2 separate regions of the Homo sapiens genome follow, and region 1 is linked to region 2. Evidence: chromatin contacts called from ENCODE Hi-C or POLR2A ChIA-PET data. All regions are on one chromosome and are shown on one strand. The core of a region is the stretch at or near the end of the contact, and the rest is flanking DNA. Distances in the headings are between cores, read along the strand shown.

Evidence for each region. A loop is a pair of places that touch in the nucleus more often than their neighbours do. ChIA-PET counts read pairs that join two places held with the same protein, here RNA polymerase II (POLR2A). Pooled maps may share reads with other maps.
Region 1: a loop to region 2 is called in a map of ovary, with 2.1 times the contacts of the local background. The contact joins two enhancer-like sites. A Hi-C loop is called at or near these places in 19 of 168 maps with a recorded cell type or tissue (Panc1, adrenal gland, aorta and 10 more), 1 of 37 single-sample maps with no recorded cell type and 8 of 50 pooled maps. POLR2A ChIA-PET finds 5 or more read pairs at or near these places in 9 of 52 experiments (AG04450, BJ, H1 and 4 more).

The regions. Positions count from the first base shown.
Region 1 is chr4:41,186,094-41,191,984 of GRCh38, forward strand. All of the region lies in intron 1 of APBB2 (amyloid beta precursor protein binding family B member 2), which reads right to left. Among named protein-coding and RNA genes, the nearest start is that of APBB2, 26 kb to the right of the region's middle. RefSeq lists an enhancer at 3,434-3,513. Within about 2 kb of position 3,163, at least 2 of the 41 ENCODE cell types and tissues checked have a DNase peak (open chromatin) inside an H3K27ac peak, as active enhancers do.
Region 2 is chr4:41,144,000-41,149,459 of GRCh38, forward strand. The region is part of intron 1 of APBB2 (amyloid beta precursor protein binding family B member 2); the gene reads right to left. Among named protein-coding and RNA genes, the nearest start is that of APBB2, 68 kb to the right of the region's middle. Within about 2 kb of position 2,857, at least 16 of the 41 ENCODE cell types and tissues checked have a DNase peak (open chromatin) inside an H3K27ac peak, as active enhancers do.

The DNA of each region.
Region 1 (5,891 bases), core at 1,913-4,412, 42 kb after region 2:
ATAAATATGAATAACAGAGTCTTCCTAGTCAGACCTATCTAATTTCATCAGCCTTCTGAAATTATATCTTTCACTAAAGCAGCCTCAGGGTACAAATGCAATAAGATAACATTAATTAAAATACATAAAACCATCCAGGAGTAGCAAGTAGTATACTATGTTTTTTTAAAGAGCAGAAATTGAACTAAAAATAGTAATCACTATTTTGCCAGCTCAAAAAGCTAGGTCTTACATAGTGCCTGAAGCTACAATTCTATTACTACCAAGGTAGGATAATAATTAGTATGTTATTCACTTGTCTGGTATGCACCTAGCTTTGCAGGGCTGTGTATGTATGCTCACTTTGCAGCTAAGACCTTCGGTTCTCAGCAACCTGTTTGCCATTAAGCAGATTCCAAGAAGTTCAAAAATACAATGTGTCAACCCTTACACTATGTCAACAACTGTTTCACTCAAAAAAATGCAGAGTCTATACAATCCTATGGAAACACTCAGTATTACCACTGTTGTAGTTCAGATCTCTACTTTATCTGGAAACAAATTACTGCTGACTAGAAATAAAGCACCATCATTACCCATACCCTTGACTTACATTGCAATAAACCCACCATAAATTGAAAATATCATGAGTAAAAAATGCATTTAATACAGCACTATTATTATTACTAACTACAACTACTTTTGCACTGTTGGGTGTTCACAGCAACCCTATCAGGTAGGTATTAATCGATAAACATGCTCAATGCCATACAACTAGGACATTATGAAGCCAGAGCTGATACCTAAACTTGTCAGACTCCAAATCCATGCATTTGACTGTACTATATGTTCCTTTGAAATGCAAACAAATATTTAAGATGCATAGCAACAAAGAACTTAATTTTATCACTAAAATTCCTAGCTTCTGCACACATATAGGAATCATCAATATGAGAATGCTATTTTGTATTTTGTGTTTTCATTTAAGATTATTTCAAGTTTTAGCAAACAACCCCAGCACAGAAATAAAATCAAGTCAGAGATGAGCTTCTGTAAGAACTGTTTTCCTAATGAAGTGAAGATACAATGATACAAAATAAGATCTCAGGTAGCAAAAGGCAGCAGTCCTTTACTTGCCAAATATTAAAATGTAACACCTATCAAAATGGTGGGATTTCAGGTGATTTTTTAAAAAATGGCTTTTTATACTTTGTTATTTACTGCTGTGTTTCCTACTAAAAACCATGCCATTTTTATAACATGAAAAAAGATAAGAGTCTTTTAAATTTGAGAAAAACAAACAACATTAATAATACACAGTTGTACCAATAGGCTAATATTATACACACAAACTTAAGTTCAGAGCTTATCTGCAGAAGTCATACACAGATAGGAGATAAATGAATTTAATGACCATGGGCTATGAATTCAGAAGGCTTTGTTATCTTTACCAAACCATCAAGTACAATTCATGTTACCCTGGACGACTGTTCAGCTCATCAGAGACCCTATTTCCTCATTTGCAAAAAAGAATACTGTAATACTATCTATTGAACATGGTCATTGTAAGAATTAAATAAGCAACACAGACATTTATGTACACACATACACATTCATAAACTGTTAAGTGCCAACCAAGAGTTATTTATTATTATCAACCAAAACTTTTAAAATCTAAACTGAAAGATCCTTAAACAGACAGTACTCTCAATTCATTTATGTGACATGAGTTATCCATTTGTACTTTAGCTTCTTTTGTAATCCAAATCTCACTGCAGAGGCAAAGGAAAAAAGTTTCTATGTATGCATGTATGTATATATGTGTATACATACATAAACATCTATTGAGATTTATATATTTATATTTTTCCCAAATGAGATCCTCAATAGCATGAAAAATCATTACTCCTTAACTCTTTCCAATACATATTTATGCAAAAGAGTTTAGACTGTATAATACAGCCAGTTTTAAATCAGATTTCCATTCAATTCACATTAAAGTGCCTATAAACTGTGATAGGTGCTTTTAGTTATGTATCTTTCTATTCTAGGGGAACATGTGGAGGTTGGCTTGTAGAAAAGAAAATCTAGAGACAGAACAACCAATTAGCAGGCTTTGCCATCATGAAGGTGAGAAAAAAATGAAGACATCTGGGGACTGAAAAAGAAAACAGGTTCCAGAGACATTTCCAGCCCTATTGACAAGCTACCTCCATGAAGTAAAAGAAAAGAATCTTAAAGAGGCAGGAAGATTTCCAGCTGTGGTGCCTGTTGCAGACTGAATGTTTGTTCCCCTCCAAAATTCATGTGTTGGAATCCCAACTCCAAATGTGATGGTACTGGGAGGTGGGGTCTTTAAGAGGTGATTAGATCACGAGGGTACAGCCCTCATGGATGGGATTTGTGCCCTTATAAAAGATCCTCTACGAGCTTTCTGGCCCTTTTCTGCCATGTGAGGACACAGTGAGAAGATGGCCATCTATGAGCCAGAAAGCAGGACCCTAATCTGCCAGCACCTTCATCTCGAACGTTTTCCAGCTTCCCGAACTGTGAGAAATAAGTGTCTGTTGTTTTAGAGTATTTTGTTACAGCAGCCTGAACAGACTAAAACAGTGCCTGTGGGTGTGGGGATGCTTATGTGAACTAAGGTAAGGAACAAAGGCAGTTCTAACCGGGTTAAAAGTGGTGGCAACTAGCAGGGTGTGGTGGCACGTGCCTGTAGTCTGGGCTACTAGGGAGGCTGAGGCGGGAGGTTTGCTTGAGCCTGGGAGGCACAGATGCAGTGAGCCAAGATCATGCCACTGCACTCCAGCCTAGGTGACAGTGAGACCCCGTCTCAATTCAAAAAAAGAAAAAGTGGTGGCAACATACATGGCTGGTAGGAATGTAAACTGGAACCACCAATTTGGAAGACTTTATTAAACAACCTACACACCCCTTACAATTCAGCAATCCTACTCCTAAGAATATACCTAACAGAAATGCCTGGTAAGTGTCTACCAAAGGCAAATACAAGAATATTCATAGCATCATTATTCCCAGTAGCCATAAACTGGAAAACCAAATGTCTGTCAACAGTAAAGTGGATAGGCTGAAGTATATTCATATAATATATACAGTGGGAAAAACATGAGCTGTTGCTACTCACAACAACGTGGATGGTTGCACAGACGTGGTCAGAATGAAAGCACATACTGAATCACTTCATGATTCCATTTACACCAAGTTCAAAGAGGGAACACTTGCCTACAGTGATAAAGATACAATGGGAGGGGTACTGTCTGGAAGGGGCAGGAGGAAGGCCACAGGAGGGATAGGAATGTTATCTATCTTGACCTGGGTAATGGCTAAACAGTTGCATATATATGGAAAAATCAAGCAGTACACCTAAGATCTGTGTGCTTTCCCTTAATGTAAAAGGTTAATGGGTAAATAAAAGTCTCCCAGCCCCAGAGCATTACAGTGACAGTAAATCCCCTCCGAAAACAGCTCTCTGGCTGCTGCTACCTAACAATAAAACAGCCTAACCTCAGAAAATCAAGCAATAAAAGCATCTCAACAAATTAAAGTCCTCAGTACAAGTAAATAGCGGTATACTTCTCTCTCCTGAGGAAGTCATTAGCTAAGTATTCTGGACATGGCTCAGATTCTTCAGCCATAGAACTGTGGTCCTTACATAGTAAGTCATTTCCTTTCTTCTTCTTTCTCTAACACCCCAGACAAAACTAACTGATCCCTCCTCTGTGTTACATGAACAGGTTTCTCCACGATAACACTTACTGTCTGTGAACCCCTGGGAGACAGGCCTGGGGCCCATTCTCTTTTGTCTCCTAAGCACCTGCACGTTGCCTCAGCACAGGGTTGAAAATCTGTAACTGTTTCCTGAATTTAGTAAACAATTCAGCATGTCTTCAAATAGAAGTCCCTTAAAAATTCATGGCTAAAAATCAAAAGTCACATCTTCTTTCATTAATATTTAATTATCCAAATAGGTCCAATCTTACACGTGCTATTATTTTTTTTCATTAGAAAGTTGATAATCCCCCAGTGTTATAATCCTTGAAGAAATAAAAATGTCCCATAGTTTAACATACTGCTTAGTATTATTTCATTGTAGTATATTTGCTTTCTAAAACTTACTATATCAAAAGAATTTCCTACATAGGCTATTTTTTTTTTTTTTTTTTTTTTTTTTTTGAGATGGAGTCTTGTTCCGTCGCCCAGGCTGGAGCGCAGTGCCGCGATCTCGGCTCACTGCAACCTCCACCTCCCAGGTTCAAGCAATTCTCTGCCTCAGCCCGCGAGTAGCTGGGATTACAGGCACCCACCACCACACACGGCTAATTTTTATATTTTTAGTAGACACAGGGTTTCACCGTGTTGGCCAGGCTGGTCTTCAAACTCTTGACCTTGTGATCCACCTGCCTCAGCCTCCCAAAGCTCTGGGATTACAGGTTGTGAGGCACCGCACCCAGCTACAAAGGCTATTTCTTAAAGTTCTGTGATTATCTCCTCAGAAGAGGTAGGAAAAGAAGAGCAAGTATCCAGCATGGAAAAGGGATATGCATCCACCTTTGTATTATTAGGTTTGGATACTAAGTGTATTTTGTTGCATAGATTATGCACAAGACAACTTCATACTAATCACACATACCTGTCCATAAAAACACGGCTTGACTCCTGGAGTCAGCTAAACTTTACCTCCAAAGTAACATAAAGTGGTTGCGCCATACAAAGTAAAACACTTTAAGAAGATCTGAAAAGAAAAAAGCCAAAGAAAGCTAATCCTCTACTTCTGATTAAGGAGCTTTGAAGAAATGGACCAACGCTGGTCTGCTGTTTCTGATGAACGAGAGCAGCAAAAAGGCTAGCAGAAGAAAAACCAGAGAGCTGTGGTTGGCCCATCATTTCCCATGTGGACCATGCTTTGAGACCCAACCTGATCGATTCAATTCTCTCTGAGGAGAAGCTTGGCAGGGACCCAGCGGAGTCAGGTCACACCCAAGAGGTCAAAAACATCTCAATGACAGCAGCCTTGCCTATCCAGGAAGGAGAACGCTCAGACTGATAAAATATTTCACTCATGGGACCAGAGGACTGGAGTGGGGAGGATGAGGAGGGTGGACAACTTCTACCACATGTATTTTCCTCCTTTGTCCACTTTAACCAATAAACAGCCTTCTCTCCCCCTTATTAATGCCTATGTGCTTAACATAATCGAACCACGTGGCTAGGTTATGAACAATCTGCAACAATCTAATTCCCCTGCCCAACCTGGTGTCCACTGACAACATCAACAGCTATCAAATCTTTTTAAAGTTTATTTCTACGCATTCATTTATTTTTATTTCTCCCCCAACCCTCCTTTAAAAATCCAAGTGTGAAAGAAGATGGTTCTATAGAGTCAACTAATATTTCACAAGCACACTAAGAAGACACAATGGGGAAAGGATAGTCTCCTCAATAAACAGTACTAGGAAAACTGGATTTCCACACACAAAAGGACAAAACTGGACCCTTATCTTATACCATACATAAAAATCAACTCAAAATGGATAAAAGACCTAAACATAATACCCGAAACCATAAAGACTCCCAGAAGAGAACATAAGGGAAAAGTTCCTTAACACTGGCCTTGGCAATGATTTTTTGGATATGACGCCAAAAGCCTGGGTCATAAAAGCAAAAATTAATAAATGGGACTACATCAAACTACATCAAAACCTTTTCTGCACAGCAAAGAAAACAATCAACAAAATGAAATGGCAACCTATGAGACTGGGAAAAAGCATTTGCAAACCATATACCTAATATGGCGGTCACGATCCAAAATTTATAAAGAACTCATACAACTCAATAGTAGAAAAATAAATAACCTGATAAAAAATGAATAAGTCACCTGGATAGACATT
Region 2 (5,460 bases), core at 1,607-4,106:
AGCAATTCTGGCACAGAAAACTCAATGAGGGAATCTTATGAAAGCAATTAGTGAACATTAAGAGCTAATAGATTAAGAAGTCTTCATTTGTTAATTATAGTAACAGTTATGACGACATCTGTATATGCCAAATATTGAAAGTCTATTCAAGAGGGGACAGGACAAATGTTATTTTCAGATACTGGGTCCACAGTTCTATTTCTGTAAATCAAAACAGTCCTCGTCACAAGTGTGCTAAGCATAACATTACATTAATCTCTACCTTCAGTTGAAACCTCAGTCCCAAAAATCATCTCGAAAGGAACAGCAGAAAAAAAGCAAAATATCAAGTTATATATGTATGGTATGATCCCAATTTTGTTCTACAAACTGAGTGCATATAATCTAAAGACACCTAAGTATGAACAACAGCACTTTTGGGTTATGGAATGGAAAGCTATTTGTATTTTCTTTCTAGTATTTTCCAAATTTTCTACAATTAACATGTATTTTAAGAGAATTTTTAAATAAGGGGTTTAAGACTGCAGGAATACAAATCAGAAATGGGGTATCTATGCTATATTAGCCTGATCTTCGGTCTGCCTCTTATCTGAACAGAGCTAACAAATGAAGAAGTATTTATCTGATCACAGAAGTTCTTAATTTACACGTTCAAAACCCAAGTGTCCAGTAACACTTCCAGTGATGAACAACACTTTCCTAGAAATAAAAAATTCTTTTTTACTCTGCAAACTTGCCACAGACAGAGAACCATAGTTGTTTCCCTCCCTCACCTATCGCATCCAAATTTCTCTATCACTGGCCATGCCATAAAACTGTCACTAAGTTAAAAGAACGGGCTGGGCATGGTGGCTTATGGCCTGTAATCCCAGCAATTTGGGAGGCTAAGGCCAGAGGATCACTTGAGCCCAGACGTTCAAGACCAGCCTGGGCAACAAAGAGAGGCCTTGTCTCTACAAAAATTTAAAAAATTAGCCGGGCATGTTGGGACATGCCTGTGGGCCCAGCTATTTAGGAGGCTGAGGTGGGAAGGTCACTACAGCCTGGGAAGTCGGGGCTGCAGTGAGCCATGTTCACGTCACTATACTCCAGTCTGGGAGACAGAGTGAGACCTTGTTTCAAATACACAAATAAATTAAATAAATAAAAGAATGCCTCCTGGTGTTACCTACTCACAGGAGCAGGGCCCTTAATGACTCCTGGCACACTCATTTCTGATGCTCTTGGCATCCTGAAAAACACAAGACACAATGGTGGAATCTTTACACTGGGGCCTTGGCAACCCATTGCTCTAATAAGCCCGTGCCCAGAGAGGTAAAATGTCTTTCCCTCAGCCACACAGCCAGCAAAGCAGGAATGAGAGTCCAGACCATTTGCCTCCACTTTGACCAAGTGCTCTTTCCACCACTATGACATTTCAGCATGAACTCTTGGAAATAAACTTTGTACAAATCACGTGCAGGTATTAAATTCATACCAGCAAAACCAGAAGAAGAAGACAGAAATTTATTCTACCAAAAATGAAACGCATGCAGGAGAAAAAGTGAAGACTCAATCCTAGGCTAAAAAAGACACAGCTCTGCCTAGAACATGTTCAACTGAAGAAACAATGAGTGCACTGTGCTTGGGCAGCAGGTGTCCTGAACAGAAACTGCCTATCACACCGAAAGCTTTCTGGTCCTAGCACTGGCCCTGTTGATAACACTACAGTCCCACTGTTCAAAGAAGAACAAAAGGCTTTCAACAAGATAAAACTACACTTGCACCAAGCCACCTGTGAGAGACAGGAAAGATGCATGCACCAGTGTTAGAAATAATAAATGTCTGAAGGCATCAAGTCTGGCCTCTTACTTCCAAAATGACCCAAGTCTTAAGGGAAAGACATTAGTGGTTTCAAAAATTAAGAGATGCCAGGCACGGTGACTCATACTTGTAATCCTAGCACTTTGGGAGGCCAAGACAAGTGGATTGCTTGAGCCCAGGAGTTCGAGACCAGCCTGGGCAACATAGTGAGACCCTATCTCTACAAAAAATTTTAAATATTTATCCAACATGGTGACTCATGCCTGTAATCCTAGCACTCTGGGAGGCTGAAGCAGGCAGATAACTTGAGGCCAGGAGTTCAAGACCAGCCTGGCCAACATGCCAAAACCCTTTCACTTCTAAAAATACATAAATTAGCAAGGCATGGTGGCACACGCCTCTAATTCCAGCTACTCAGGTGGCTGAGGCAGGAGGATCACTTGAACCCAGGAGGAGGAGATTACAGTGAGCTAAGATAGCAGCACTGTACTCCAGCCTGGGCAACAGAGTAAGACTGTCTCAAAAAAAAAAAAAAAAAAAAAAAAACCCGGGCATGATGGCACATGCCTGTGGTCCAGCTATTCAGAAGGCTGAAGTGGGAGGATTGCTTGATCCTGGGCGGTTGAGGCTGCAGTGAGCTGAGGTCTCACCACTGCACTCCAGCCTGGGCAAGAGAACAAGACCCCGTCTCAGAAAAAAAAGAAATAAAGAAAACAATACAGTCACTAATAATTAAAATAATCCTAATCCTTCATCGCTTATGTCCACACAGCCTTGGAGTAAGAGCAGGCTTTTTTCTCTCTTCTTCAAGATTATTTCTTTGAAACATTGTTTACTTCCACTTTTTGTGTTACATCTACCTATGGTATCCACGCCACACCAATCAGAAACCCAGGAGTCTCACAAAATGGGAATAGTCTGAAAAGCCAGGGGAGAGAGGAGGACAGGTGGCAATGACAAACTCAGAAACAATCCCTGAAAGGTCTTTACTGAGCTCCCTTCTCGTCATCCTTTCCCGACTGTGCATCAGGGCAACAAAGGCATGAACTGTGAGGCTGCGCATAAAGCCGCGGCCCGGGCTGATGTGATCTGGCTTTGCGAGAGCCCGAACAAACACAATGGCTCTGTCCCGCCTCAACTGAGAAGTCAGGCGCTGGGTGAAAAAAGAAAATGCTTTTTCTCCACCCAAAACCACTTCTCAAACCCCTACCATATATTCCCGTGACGGATCCTGAAGGCAACACAATGTCAGCAGTTTATTTATTCCCTTTGATGCCTCAGTTCTAACAGTAAACATTAATGTCTGCAGCAGGCAAACGGAATCAGGGTCTTGTTGGTATTTCACAATGAAATCATAGCTTTGTGGTGAGTATTGTTCCAGTAACACCTTAAAGTCATTTGTAAGATAATGAGGGTAAGTTTAAATGTAGCAGTCTGATAAAATAACCTCTAACCCAAGAATCACAAAGTAGATTAAAGCTTACTGAAGTCACCAAGTTATTTTTCTCAACAGAAGACTAAACAGAAATGAGAACTGGATTTGATTCATAGATTGTGAAATCCTTTTTTATTCAAAACCTTGGTCATATGTCAGTTGGTCTTTGGCCTCCGTGAATGGATCTGGCAAAATGTGCACCCAGACACTGCCACCATTTGAGGATCTTCAATGTTTGGCCAGCTTTTTTTTTTTTTTTTTTTTTTTTTAAATGAGGAGTTTCCCTCTTGTCTCCCAGGCTGGAGTGCAGTGGCACAATCTCAGCTCACTGTAACCTCCACCTCCTGGGTTCAAGCGATTCTCCTGCCTCAGCCACCCAAGCAGCTGGGATTACAGGCGCGCACCACCACACCTGGCTAATTTTGTAGTTTTAGTAGAGACAGGTTTCACCATGTTGGCCAGGCTGGCCTCAAACTCCTGACCTCAGGTGATCCACATGACTCAGACTTTTTTGTTTTTACTAATGTCACAGGGAAGGTCTCTCCTTTTCAAGCCTGATTCCAGAAATATCCACCAAGCCAATTCAACACAGCTGAAATTTCTATGTCAAAATGACCAGGCAGACAAGGCAAGAAGGAACACACTGGAGCCCACTCCTCTAGGGCTGTGAAAATTTGTTTAATTTTGGGAACCATTGATTTACTGCATTAACTTACTTAAAAAAAAGTATTGGAATATTTTTATTATAAAAATTAGATTTACAGTATTGATAAATTTACAGGTTAAAATGTCTGGGAAAGAAGAATATAAATTGTTTGAAAGAATGAGGGTTCGTTAAAAAAAAATTTTCTTTCAAAAAGAATCTATCACAGGTAACCAAAAAAGAACTACTATGAAAACCGAAACTGGCATCCAACAAAGTCTGTGACTGATAACCTTAGGGCAGTTTGGAAAAGGGTTCATGTAATAACTTTCCCTGTAGGATTTCAACTAGGGGAAGGCGAATATTAATTAATTAATAGGTTCACTAATGTTTTTAAAGCTGTTCTGAAACAAGGGATGAAGAAATTAACAGATTTAGAGGTTGTGGTTCCAGGTCTGCTACTTATGACCCAAGGATAACTAACAGCCTCTTTAACCTCTGTTCCATCATCTATAAAACTAGGATGATACTATTAGCCAACTTCATGGAGCTGTCAACCATTCAAACTGAATATGAAAGCATTATTGAAACTATAAAGCACTATATTCATCCAACAAATATTTACTAAGAAACCACTATGCTGCTAGATGTGGCATTACCAATACAACCATGAACACTAAGACACAGCTCTTTCTGCACGGACTGACTCTAAGGGAAGCTGTGATCTGTGGGAAGGCTCAGGGGGCTAAAGGAACATGCAGGCGGCACCTAATCGGAATTCCAGACAAACACCAGGTATTGTGACGTTCCCAATACTTCTGGAAGGAAGTTTATCAGTGAAAAGTGATAGTGTCATTTTTAATTTTGGTTGCTTGTTAGCTCATTCATTTAGTACATTTTTTTAGCGAGCAATCACTATGTATCAGGTACCATTCTAGGTGATGGAGACTGGCACTAAAAAAAAATTTCTGCTTTAATGGGGCTGACATTTTGGTCATTCTTCATCTGTAGGAAATATAAAATACATATAGGAAATAGAAACGAGCAGCAATGCTACGTCTGCTTCAATACAATGATTTATTTTAACCAAAGTATCCATGCAAAAGTGTTAAAAGGAATATTCTAACTGATCCGTATATAGTAAAATATTTTATTTCTTATTTTAATCTCCAGGCCACATTTTACAATATACCAAATAACTACCACCATATGAAGGGCGCTCTGAGGTTTGAGGGATTACAATTTATGTGTTTTGGCATACAATGGAACACTCCCCAACACTTTTTTTTCACCCCAGGAAAAAAGAACACATGCTGAAATTCATCCAGTAATAACCCCAGTTTTACCACGGGGAATATCAATTATTTTAGAAGTATTTCCTGTAGTCATTATTTTAAAGATTAAAAAAAAATTAAATTATTTTAGAAACTAAACTCAAGTTCAACTTTAACATGCCAAAAGTCTGTCTTAGCAAAGTTTCTTTTTTAAAAAAAATTTTTATTTAATTAAAAGTCCTGAGAACTAAGCTATGCAGGACATGTCAGCCCTGCTGTACAAAAAATTCAATATGGGATGCAGG